2 separate regions of the Homo sapiens genome follow, and region 1 is linked to region 2. Evidence: chromatin contacts called from ENCODE Hi-C or POLR2A ChIA-PET data. All regions are on one chromosome and are shown on one strand. Each heading gives the region's core, a stretch centred on a gene start or an enhancer-like site at or near the end of the contact. The rest is flanking DNA. Distances are from core to core; before and after follow the strand shown. Region 1 overlaps CNIH3 (cornichon family AMPA receptor auxiliary protein 3). Region 2 holds the start of CNIH3 (cornichon family AMPA receptor auxiliary protein 3).

The links. A loop is a pair of places that touch in the nucleus more often than their neighbours do. ChIA-PET counts read pairs that join two places held with the same protein, here RNA polymerase II (POLR2A). Pooled maps may share reads with other maps.
Region 1: a map of PC-9 shows a loop between it and region 2 (2.2-fold over the local background). The contact joins the enhancer-like site here to the promoter of CNIH3 in region 2. A Hi-C loop is called at or near these places in 4 of 168 maps with a recorded cell type or tissue (Caco-2, PC-9, endothelial cell of umbilical vein and 1 more) and 4 of 50 pooled maps. POLR2A ChIA-PET finds 5 or more read pairs at or near these places in 2 of 52 experiments (PC-3 and activated CD4-positive, alpha-beta memory T cell).

What each region holds. Positions count from the first base shown.
Region 1 is chr1:224,650,975-224,656,107 of GRCh38, forward strand. The region is part of intron 1 of CNIH3 (cornichon family AMPA receptor auxiliary protein 3); the gene reads left to right. Among named protein-coding and RNA genes, the nearest start is that of CNIH3, 37 kb to the left of the region's middle. Within about 2 kb of position 1,962, at least 5 of the 41 ENCODE cell types and tissues checked have a DNase peak (open chromatin) inside an H3K27ac peak, as active enhancers do; they include PC-3, PC-9 and endothelial cell of umbilical vein, where a contact is called at or near this core.
Region 2 is chr1:224,613,549-224,618,439 of GRCh38, forward strand. CNIH3 (cornichon family AMPA receptor auxiliary protein 3) reads left to right here and starts at 2,769. Exons shown (of 6, transcript NM_152495.2): 1 at 2,769-3,707. The coding sequence starts at 3,627. It overlaps CNIH3-AS2 (CNIH3 antisense RNA 2), which reads right to left and starts at 2,679. Exons shown (of 4, transcript NR_183287.1): 1 at 2,650-2,679; 2 at 2,064-2,188; 3 at 1,656-1,879.

The DNA of each region.
Region 1 (5,133 bases), core at 712-3,211, 37 kb after region 2:
GTTTTCTGTGTGGTTGTTCACATGGGGAGGCTCAGTTTTCCAGTAGATGGTGGGCTGGAGTGAAAGTGAGAAACAGAAAGAGGGACATGGACACACACACACACACGCACAAACACACACCCAAGCCCCAGTGAACATCGAGCCCAGTGCAGTGAGCAGCAGTTTCTATGATGTAGTTAATTTAGTGGGAAGTAGTGAGTTTGTAGTGACCATAGAGTTAGAAAAGCAGGGAAATAAAAAAGAAAACAATGGTAAAATAGTATGGGGAGTATTTTCCTGATTATGGGAAAAAACATCACTTGTGCAGTGCAGGAATAAGGAAACTACGTAGTGGTCACCTCTGTTAGCGTTCTGGTGACTGTACTTTCATGTGTCTTTTTACGGGCACACACGTAATTTTACATAGTTGATAAGGGATTACATCACACATTCTGGTTTTCTTTACCATCACTTTAAAAAAGTTGCAGTTTTTGTTGCTGTCATTGCTTAACCCTTTCCTCCAGCCACTGTCCCCTCCATTCTCAGGGTTGCCGGTGTTAGCAACCTGGTGTATATCCTTCATTTGTTTCTTCGTGTTCGTGTCATCTTACATAAACACTAATGCTTTTTAGAGTGTGTCTTGATTTTGGTTTTGCATCTCTGCATCTTGCTTTTCTCACTGAATAATGGCTCATGGAGTCCCTCTGAGTTAATCGGTAAAGGTCTAACTCAGAACTGCGTAATATTCCAGATTTAGATGTGTCACTGTTTATTCAATCATGCTTTTATTGACTGGACTTTATGTGTTTCTAGTTTTTTGTGATCTCAGACAGTACCTGGGCATATATTCTTACCTAGTGGTGTCTATTTCAATGGGATAAATCCTCAGGGAATTGCTAAGTGAAGGATATGTGTATTTTCGTTAATAATAGATATTATTAGATTGCTTTCCAAAGGCTTTATCAGTTCACATTTTCACCAGCCATGGGTGGGGGCTCCTTTTTCCCTGCTTCCTCAACAGTAACTTATCACAAAATTTTTTTCAATCCATTAGGTGTAAAATGATACCTCCTTGTCACCCTTGTCACACTCCTTAGCCAACCAGTGAGGGTGAGAAACTTTCATAACATTATTGACCTGTTGGATATTCTTGCAAAGCAGGAATATTGGCCTGGGATTTCGACCTGGGATTTCTGGGTTTTGAGGGATGGCAGGTAATGGGCCTTGTGACTTCACCCAGACCCTTCTTTCCTGTGTGCTGCCTCTGGCCAGAGGCATGACCAGATGGGAGCAAGCAGATCTATATGGCGAACTGGGGTAACTTTAACATTCCTGGACTGGGACTGGACATAAGGTGGGGGAGTATAACCTGGCTACATTCCAAACAGGCTATGGAGTGGTCTGTGCACAAGAGCTAACAGGTTTGATGAGTTGAGCAGGCAGGACTCAGACCTAGCGGTAGGGAAGTGCTATTGAAAGTTTGGTTGGCAGAAGTGTCCGTTCCAAGCAGTGAATCAGCTTGCCGTCAGCTGGACTCTAGCCAGTTGATTAGTGTAGGAAGAAAGGAAGTGAGGGAAGAAGAAGGGACTTAAGGCCCCTTAGGAGAGGGGTAGGCAAGAGCTAAGTGGAGCGTCGGGCCCCTGATAGGTGTTCCAGGTATGGCGAGCCAGTCCTCTACTGTGTGGGTGGCTGGGGATGTAGCCTGGCTGCACACACCACATCAACGTAGAAGGAGCAGGAAGGACAGCAAGGGGGCTCCACAGATGCCCAGGGCTCATTTCTGGACTTCCAGAAACCAAGCCCATGGAAGCAAAACTAAATCCAGGTTGCACGAATTGGTGGGGCTGAGGCTGCTAATGGGTTTCTGTCCCTGGTGAGGGTTGGCGCAGCACACGTGGGCTTCTTCTCTCTGCCTAAGCCCACATGTGAGGGTCTCAGCAGCTCTAGCTGCACAGGTGTTCAGAGGGTGAAGGTATTGGGAACACAGCAGGAGCACAACTCACTGGAAATTCCCAGCTGGAGGAAGGCCACCGGAAGGCCAGCTGGAGGAAGGGGGCACATTTTGTGCCAGCCCTGGTGAGTCACTAGCCTAGGTTTGACAACTAAAATAAATTATTAATTATTCTACATATTCCTTGTCAACCATTTTTTGGCTCTCATTTTTCAAACTGGGAGGACCTCATCATTAAAAGACTGTAGTGGCTCATGCCTGTAATCCCAGCACTTTGGGAGGCTGAGGCAGGCGGATCACTTGAGGTCAGGAGTTTGAGACCAGCCTGACCAACATGGTGAAACCCCATCTCTACTAAAAATACAAAATTAGCCTGGCGTGGTGGCACACGCCTATAATCCCAGCTACTTGGGAGGCTGAGGTAGGAGAATCACTTGAACCCAGGAGGCAGAGGTTGCAGTGAGCCAAGATCGTGCCATTGCACTCCAGCCTGGGCAGCAAGAGTGAAACTCCACCTCAAAAAAAAAAAAAAAAGTGACTGTAGTTTATTAGACATTTCATCTAAATTTTATGTTTTTCTTCCTTGAATTTTGGAATCTGTGTTTCTCAGTCTGGTGTTTTCGATGAGGAGCAATGGAGTTTTGGGTATTTCTGTATTTTTATGGATCACTTTTTACATACTTCTCCTGTGAAGAAATCTATTAAGGAAAATACAAGACTTTGCAGTCTCTCTTTAGTATTCACTCTGTGAACTGGTGACGCTGTACAAACTCAATATAAATTCTCAGTTACTGTTGCTTTTTAATACTACCTCAAGAGTCAGTATGGCCTATATCTGTTTTGAACAAAGGAAGGCAGCTGGGCCTTAGCCTCTCTTCCTTTAAAGAGTTTGAGGCTGGGCATAGTGGTGCACACCTGTAATCCCAGCACTTCGGTAGGCCGAGGCAGGCTGACTGCTTGAGCCAGGAGTTTGAGACCAGCCTGGGCAATATGGTGAAACCCTGTCTCTATTAAAAAAATGAAAAAATTAGCTGGGACTGCAGGCATGCACTACCACACCCAGCTACTGGGGAGGCTGAGGCGAGAGGATCACATGAGCCTGAGAGGTCGAGGCTGCAGTGAGCTGTGATTGTGCCACTGTGCTCCAGCCTGGACAACAGAGTGAGACCCTGTTTAAAAAAAAAAAAAAAGATTTGGCTGGATGCAGTGGCTCATGTCTGTAATCCCAACACTTTGGGAGGCCAAGGCGGGCGGATCACCTGAGGTCAGGAGTTCGAGACCAGCCTGCCCAACATGGCGAAACCCCTGTCTCTACTAAAAATACAAAAATGAGCCAGTTGTGGTGGCGCACACCTGTAATCCCAGCTACTTGGGAGGCTGAGGCAGGAGGATCGCTTGAACCCGGGGGTGGAGGTTGCAGTGAGCCAAGGTCACACCACTGCACTCCAGCCTAGGCAACAGAGCAAGACTCCATCTCAACAACAACGAAAAAAAGATTTTAAGTTGCTTTTGAATAGCCCAGATGCATGCCTCCTTGCTGTAGAGTTGGGTTTTGTTTGTTTAATAAAGAAGATATTCTATATGCTGATATACAGCTTTTTCTTCCTTTCTTTGGTCATAAACTAGGTGTGACCTCAGTAGACACTGATTTTAGCCACTGTTGATGCCTGTTTCTAAAAACTGAATCAGCAAATGCCTTGCAGGATTTAATTGGCTATACACAATAACTCCATACAGCAGGTCACTTCCTTTAGTTACTTAGGGACACACTTTGCAAATAATTCACTCTGGAGAATTCATTAAGAAGCTGTATTGCCCAAAGCCAGATAGTCTACAGGAGCATTACCAAGATTTTTAATAAAAAATACCTCTGCTTAATAACTAGTAACAAGTAGTACCTGCTTTGAAACTTTTCTAGGCCAAACTAATTCCAATCCCTATGGTGTAGAATGTTGAAAACTTTGATCGGCCGTCCCTTTACATGCTGGAATATATCCAGAGTATTTAGGAAATGCAACTTGACCTAACCTTCAGGTCTCTCTTTGGCTCGTGTATCTTTTAGGGTCCCATTAGAAAACAGATCGCACATGCAAAGGGGGTAATTGAGGAAAGTTTAATGAAGGGACTATTTACAGAGGAGGTATAGGGTTAAAAAACCAACAGGGATGATGTGGCACCAGGATCTAGCAACCCATGAAGCTGTTACCACCCCTGGGTGTGAAGGGGTAAGGGGAGGAGGCTGTTACTAGAACTTCATGGGAGCTATAGTGGGTGGGGCTGTCTTCTGAAGGAGCTAGGGCCTCATGTGGAGAGGTAGAGACACTGTGAAGCCACAGTAGCAGGAAGGGAACTGGGCAATAAGTACCCTAATAAGATCCTTGTGTCTTCAGCTGATGCCTCCTGTTGGCCTAATATAATGGGAAGCAAGAGGGCAAGGAAGGCCAGATGGTGCATTCTTCAGAGCCTGCCAGGGCCGTGGGCAGGGTGGAGAAGGGTGAAGAGGGATCTGGAAGGGTAAATGGAGGCTTTTGAGCGCAGTTAACTTTTGGGCTGAAGGAAAATGGACATGCAAGCAGGAGGGAGAATCCTAGTTAGACTCCTCGGTTTTCACAAGTCATTGTCGATGTCACTGTCAGTGTAGTGGGCCTTCAAGCTATAGGGAGCCACTCCTAATGAGCAACATGGAACACTAGGCCTTTCCTGGAGAACCTCACTTCCACTTGTTTGTTCTCCAACTTTCCAGACACCTAGTGTTAGCAAAACACCCAGGGATCCGTTGCTCACTCTATGGAAAGCCAATTACTGGGATAACAAGTATTGCCAGGGAAGAAGCCTTTTTATTAGGGTGACATCAGTCAGAAAGATGAGAGATCAGTCCCAAACACATCTCTCTCAACGGACTAAAATTGGAGGTTTGTATAATGGGGAAGGAGTGTAACTATGCATGGGAAAGCAGGAATTAGGGAGGGGCAGTATGGAAGCAAACATGAAGGTTGTGGGACTGGGGTCTCACTGGATGTGGTGATTATGTGAGTTTCAGCTTCTTGTCCAATGGTCAGTTTCCTGAGGAAGGAACTCAGATGAGACAAATGTAAATTTCACATGTTAAGACCCGGGAGTGTCAATTTCCATGTTTATTCAAAAAACCAGAAGCATCAGTTCTGTTGAACAGTTGGGGCAGTTTCAGTCCCTCCCCTTTCTAT
Region 2 (4,891 bases), core at 1,519-4,018:
GAAATGTCATCCCCAGTGTTGGAGGTGGGGCCTGGTGGGAGGTGTCTGGGTCATGGGGGTGGATCCCTCATGGCTTGGTGCTGTCCTCGCAATAAAGAGAGTGTTCTCACAAGATCTGGTTATTTACACGTGTGTGGCACTTCTCCACAACACTCTCTTGCTCTTGCTTTTGCCATGTGACATGCCTGCTCCTGCTTCACCTTCTACCATGAATAAAAGCAACCCTGAGGCCTCCCCCGAAGCCGAGCAAATGCTGGTGCCGTGCTTGTACAGCCTGCAGAACGGTGAGCCAATTGAACCTGTTTTCTTTATAAAGTACCCAGCCTCAGGTTTTTGTTTTTTTTTTTTGAGACAGGGTCTGGCTCTATTGCCTAGGCTGGAGTGCAGTGGTATGAACACAGCTCACTGCACCCTTGACCTCCTGGGCTCAAGCAACACTCTCACCTTAGCCCTGCAAGAAGCTGGGACTACAGGTGCATGCCACCACACCCGGCTAATTTTTGTATTTTTTGTAGAGATGGGGTTTCTGCCATGTTGTCCAGGCTGGTCTCAAATACCTAAGCTCAGGTGATCTGCCCACCTCGACCTCCCCAAGTACTGGGATTACAGGCATAAACCACCATGCCTGGCCAGGTATTTCTTTATAGCAATGCAAGAACGGCCTAATACAAAGTCCCACATTTTCATTTTGCACTTGGCCCTCCAAAGTATGTAGCCGGTCCTGACCCAGAGGCAATAAAATGTAGATCGGTTCATTGCTCTGGTCATCAGCCTCTGGATTTGCTCTAATTTCTCCACTTCTCACTGAAAGGCATCTAGTTTCTAAACTGGAGGGAGATATGAGGCCAGGCACTGTGGTGCACACCTATAATCCCAGCGCTTTGGGAGGCCAAGGCTGGAAGACTGCTTGAGGCCAGGAGTTTGGGACCAGCCTGGCCATATATTGAGACCTATGTCTGCAAACAAAACAAAACAAAAATTATCTGGGTGTGGTGGTGCATGCCTGTAGTCCTAGCAAGGAGTTTGAGGCTACAGTGAGCTATGATAGCACCACTGCACTCCAGCCTGGGCAACACAGCAAGACTGTCTTCAAAAAAATAAAATAAAATAAATTGAAGGGCCTGGAGCGGTGGCTCACGCCTGTAATCCCAGCACTTTGGGAGGCCGAGGTGGGTAGATCACGAGGTCAAGAGATCGAGACCATCTTGGCCAACATGGTGAAACCCCGTCTTTACTAAAAATACAAAGATTAGCTGGGCGTGGTGGTGCGTGCCTGTAGTCCCAGCTACTCGGGAGGCTAAGGCAGGAGAATCGCTTGAACCAGGGAGGTGGAGGTTGCAGAGATCACGCCACTGCACTCCAGCCTGGCGACAAAGTGAGACTCCGTCAAATAAATAAATAAATAAATAAATAAATAAATAAATAAATAAGTAAAAGATGTGGCCAAATAGCTGCAGGAATGTTGGGGCATAGTAGAAAGAGCCCAGGATTAGGAGTCCGCAGACAGGATTCCAGTTCTGTCACTAGAAAGCTGTATCTCTATCTTGCTGGAATTCATCCCTTCCAGCTCTCAAGGCATTGGAATCACATCTGTGAACAGGAAAACTAGCACACCAGAGTCAGAATCAAGCAATAGTTATTTATCTAGTTCCCACCCTGTGCAAGGTACCAGGTGCTCTAAGATTCACTCCAATCCATGAAGTGCGTCTACTCTTTCACCGAGATTTGCCAGTCGTCTTTCAGGGTATTTTTCCTTGCTTTCTGGATTTGATGACTTGTCTGAAACTGAAGTTCTCTCTGGAATGACTGGACCTCTTTCACTGCAGCGTCAGGAATCTCTTGCAAAGCAAGCATGGTGAACTTCCAAGATGCTGGGCCACTGGGGGAAAGGGTGCAATTAATAATCCCTACCACTTATTGAACGTATACCAAGTGCTAGGTTTTTTACTTATGTTCCCTTTTAATCCTTTGAAATGGCTTGACTCTACTCTTATTTATGTTTTTCTGATAAGGAAACTAAGGATTAAAGAGGTTAGGTAACTTGCAGCTAGAAAACGGTCTACCTTCAAAAGCATCCTCTTGACAATTCCACTAGGACCAACACCAATACCACCGAGCCCTCGTTGCTGCCTCTTCAGCGCAGAATAGCCCACCAAGTCCACGTTTCCCTAGTCCCAAGGTCGGATGGCTGGGGAGGGTAGAGGATGCAACGGAAGGACGTTAATGGAGAATTTTGCAGGGTCTGGGAGCAGAGCAGTAAACGCAGCCCTAAGCACTGAGTATGCTACAGTTTGGTAAAATCCATCCAAGCAGCTTTGGGATCCAAGGCTTGCACTGTATCCCCAACCAACACTAGGCAACGCCCCAAGTCCCCACACTTCCCACTCCGATAGGCGAAACTGCAAGAACCGGGAGGGGCGGCTGCGGCGTTTAGGCGCGAGGCACACACCATACCCTTCCGCAGCTTCCCACCTCCTCCAGACGCACGTGTTTAAAGAGTCCCTGCTCCAACCGGTCCCGCCCCACCTCCGCTCGGCCTCCAGCCCTGCTTGTACTGCTGGCTTCAAGTTTCCTCCGAGAGGCGGGCGTGCACAGCTGCAGTGGCGGCGGCAGCGGCCACCAAGCGCCCGGCGGCGCTTCGCCACCCACCTTTCCTCAGCCCCCGGCGCTGCAGTCTCCGCCCGCCGGGGAGGGCGCGCTCAGCGGAACAGGAGTCGAGGGTGGGGCGCCGAGAGGAGGGAATCCCGGGTCGCACCGCTACAGTTCTCGCAGTGGCAAAGGCGGCGGCGGCGGCGGCGGCAGCGGCAGCAGCAGGTGGAGCGAGCTACAGCGTTTGGCCTGAAACCCACTGCTGCAGCCACCCGGGCTGGAGTTGGCCCGTTGGGTGGAGCCAGTGCTCGCCCCGGTCCGACCCCCGGTTTCCGGGACACTTGGGTTGCGGAGGCCGGCTGGCCGGAGTCACGGTTGGGGACGGGCGCGCCTCGGAGCGCACGGCTGCGCTGGAAGCCGCGTCTGGGGCGCAGGACCAACGGGACCTACCTCCTCCCGGCTACCTAAAGACTCCTTCTCTCGGGAAAGAGCGCTGCCCGGCTCTGGGATTTGGGAGGAGCTCGGAGGCCGCTCGGGCACCTCGCTGGACACTATCCGTTTGCGCCCCGGTGGCGCGGGAGGGTCCGGAGCGGAGCGCTCGTCTCTCCTCAGCGGTTTAGTGGAGAAAAGCAGAGAGCTCTTCCTGGGGCGAATGGGACCTCCTCCCTCGGTCCTCCGTGGAGTCGTCGCATCGCTTGTCGTGTTGGTCTCGAGGGGCTCACAGCTTGGCACTAATTTGCAGGTGTTCGCTGCTGATTTGGTTTCTTCTTCGATTTGCGGACGGTTCCCTCCAGCGACTCTCGACACACGTTTTCCTGTCTTCGCCGGAGGGCCGGGTCTGGGGTCGCCGGAGCCTGCGGGAATCCAGCGCTTATTCGCTGACCCTCGAGTCGCTTCGCTAGCTGTGCGCCCTCCTGGGCACTAGCCTGGAGAGGAGCGTGCAGACGCGGCTCCTTGGAGGGAGTGCGGTCCTCTAGGGAGGCATCGGGCTCCTAGGGGCTTCTTGGCGTGTGTGGTGGGATTGGGGTCCGCCGGCCATGGCCTTCACTTTCGCTGCGTTCTGCTACATGCTGTCTCTGGTGCTGTGCGCTGCGCTCATCTTCTTCGCCATCTGGCACGTGAGTAACACGCTTTGGTCTCTCTTCTTTCGCCCCAATTTCGCTAAATTTCCCCGATTTCACCCCACTTTTTCCACCTTGCGGGCGTGGGCGAACCGGAAGGTTGGACCTTCTGCCGCTCCACTGTCCCGGGGCAGGAGGCAGTTCGCTGCATCCCGCCGGGCGCGCCTTCGGTGCCCTGGCTGGAGGCGAGGGGCCGCTGGTGCCCAGGTAGGACACCCTCTGCAGGGCCCGACTGGGCGTCCCGGGTCCCGGGCGCCGGGGAGTGGCGGCTACAACCACAACTAACCCCTTCCTCTCCCGCCCCGTCCTCTCCTGCCGGCGGGAGGCGAAGGAGAAGCGCCGCCGTCGGTCCCGGCAATTAGTCAAGTAGCTATAATAACTAAACATTTAAAATGTCAGCATCTGTGGTGGGTTGCATTTAGATATAATTGGAGACAAAGTGGAAACACGACGGGAGCGCCTTGTAAGAGGTAGGGAGAAGCCGAGCCCACGGAGAGGAAGGAGACCAGGCGATGGGGGTCGAAGTGGAAGGCGGTGGGGGAAAGGCGAGAAGGAGAAGAGCAAGGAGGCGAGGGAGACTGGGAAGGGCAGGCATCATTAAGGCCATGGAGGAAAGTCACGAAGAGAGACCGTGGAGAGCGACGACGGTGTCCTCCATCTGCCCTCTTGGCGTCTGAAGTCCGACTCCTGAAGACCCCCTGCAGGTGGCGAACCTCCGCTAGGCCCCCAGCGTCCCCAGCCCACACAAGCTTCCTGTCACCCTTCCCGGGGCTACGCCAGGTGGAGGGCAGCCGTGGATCCCAGTTCTTTAGGTGTGGGTGGGAATAGAGGAGCGCAAGCTTCTGAATAGGGGAAGAGAAGTACTGAGAGAGCGCGCAGGAGTGCGTACGCCGGTCCTCTCAAAGACTGTGCAACATTTAGCGAGTGCATGCAACTCTCAAGGCTTCCTTCTCTGAGGTTGTTTAAGCCCCCTATCCTCACCCTCAGAGGGCTGGTGGGAAGAATGGCCAAGGCCAAATGTTTAGAAGGAGCACCCCAGTGCATAATTTCCCACCTTTAACAGCCTTGCCCTGCCCAGCGTCTAGGTGACAGAGAAGGACCCTGAGACGAATTCTTGGAGGCATGGTTCTGGTGAGCATCACAGACTCTCATACAGTGGGGATGACCCAAAATGAAGACGT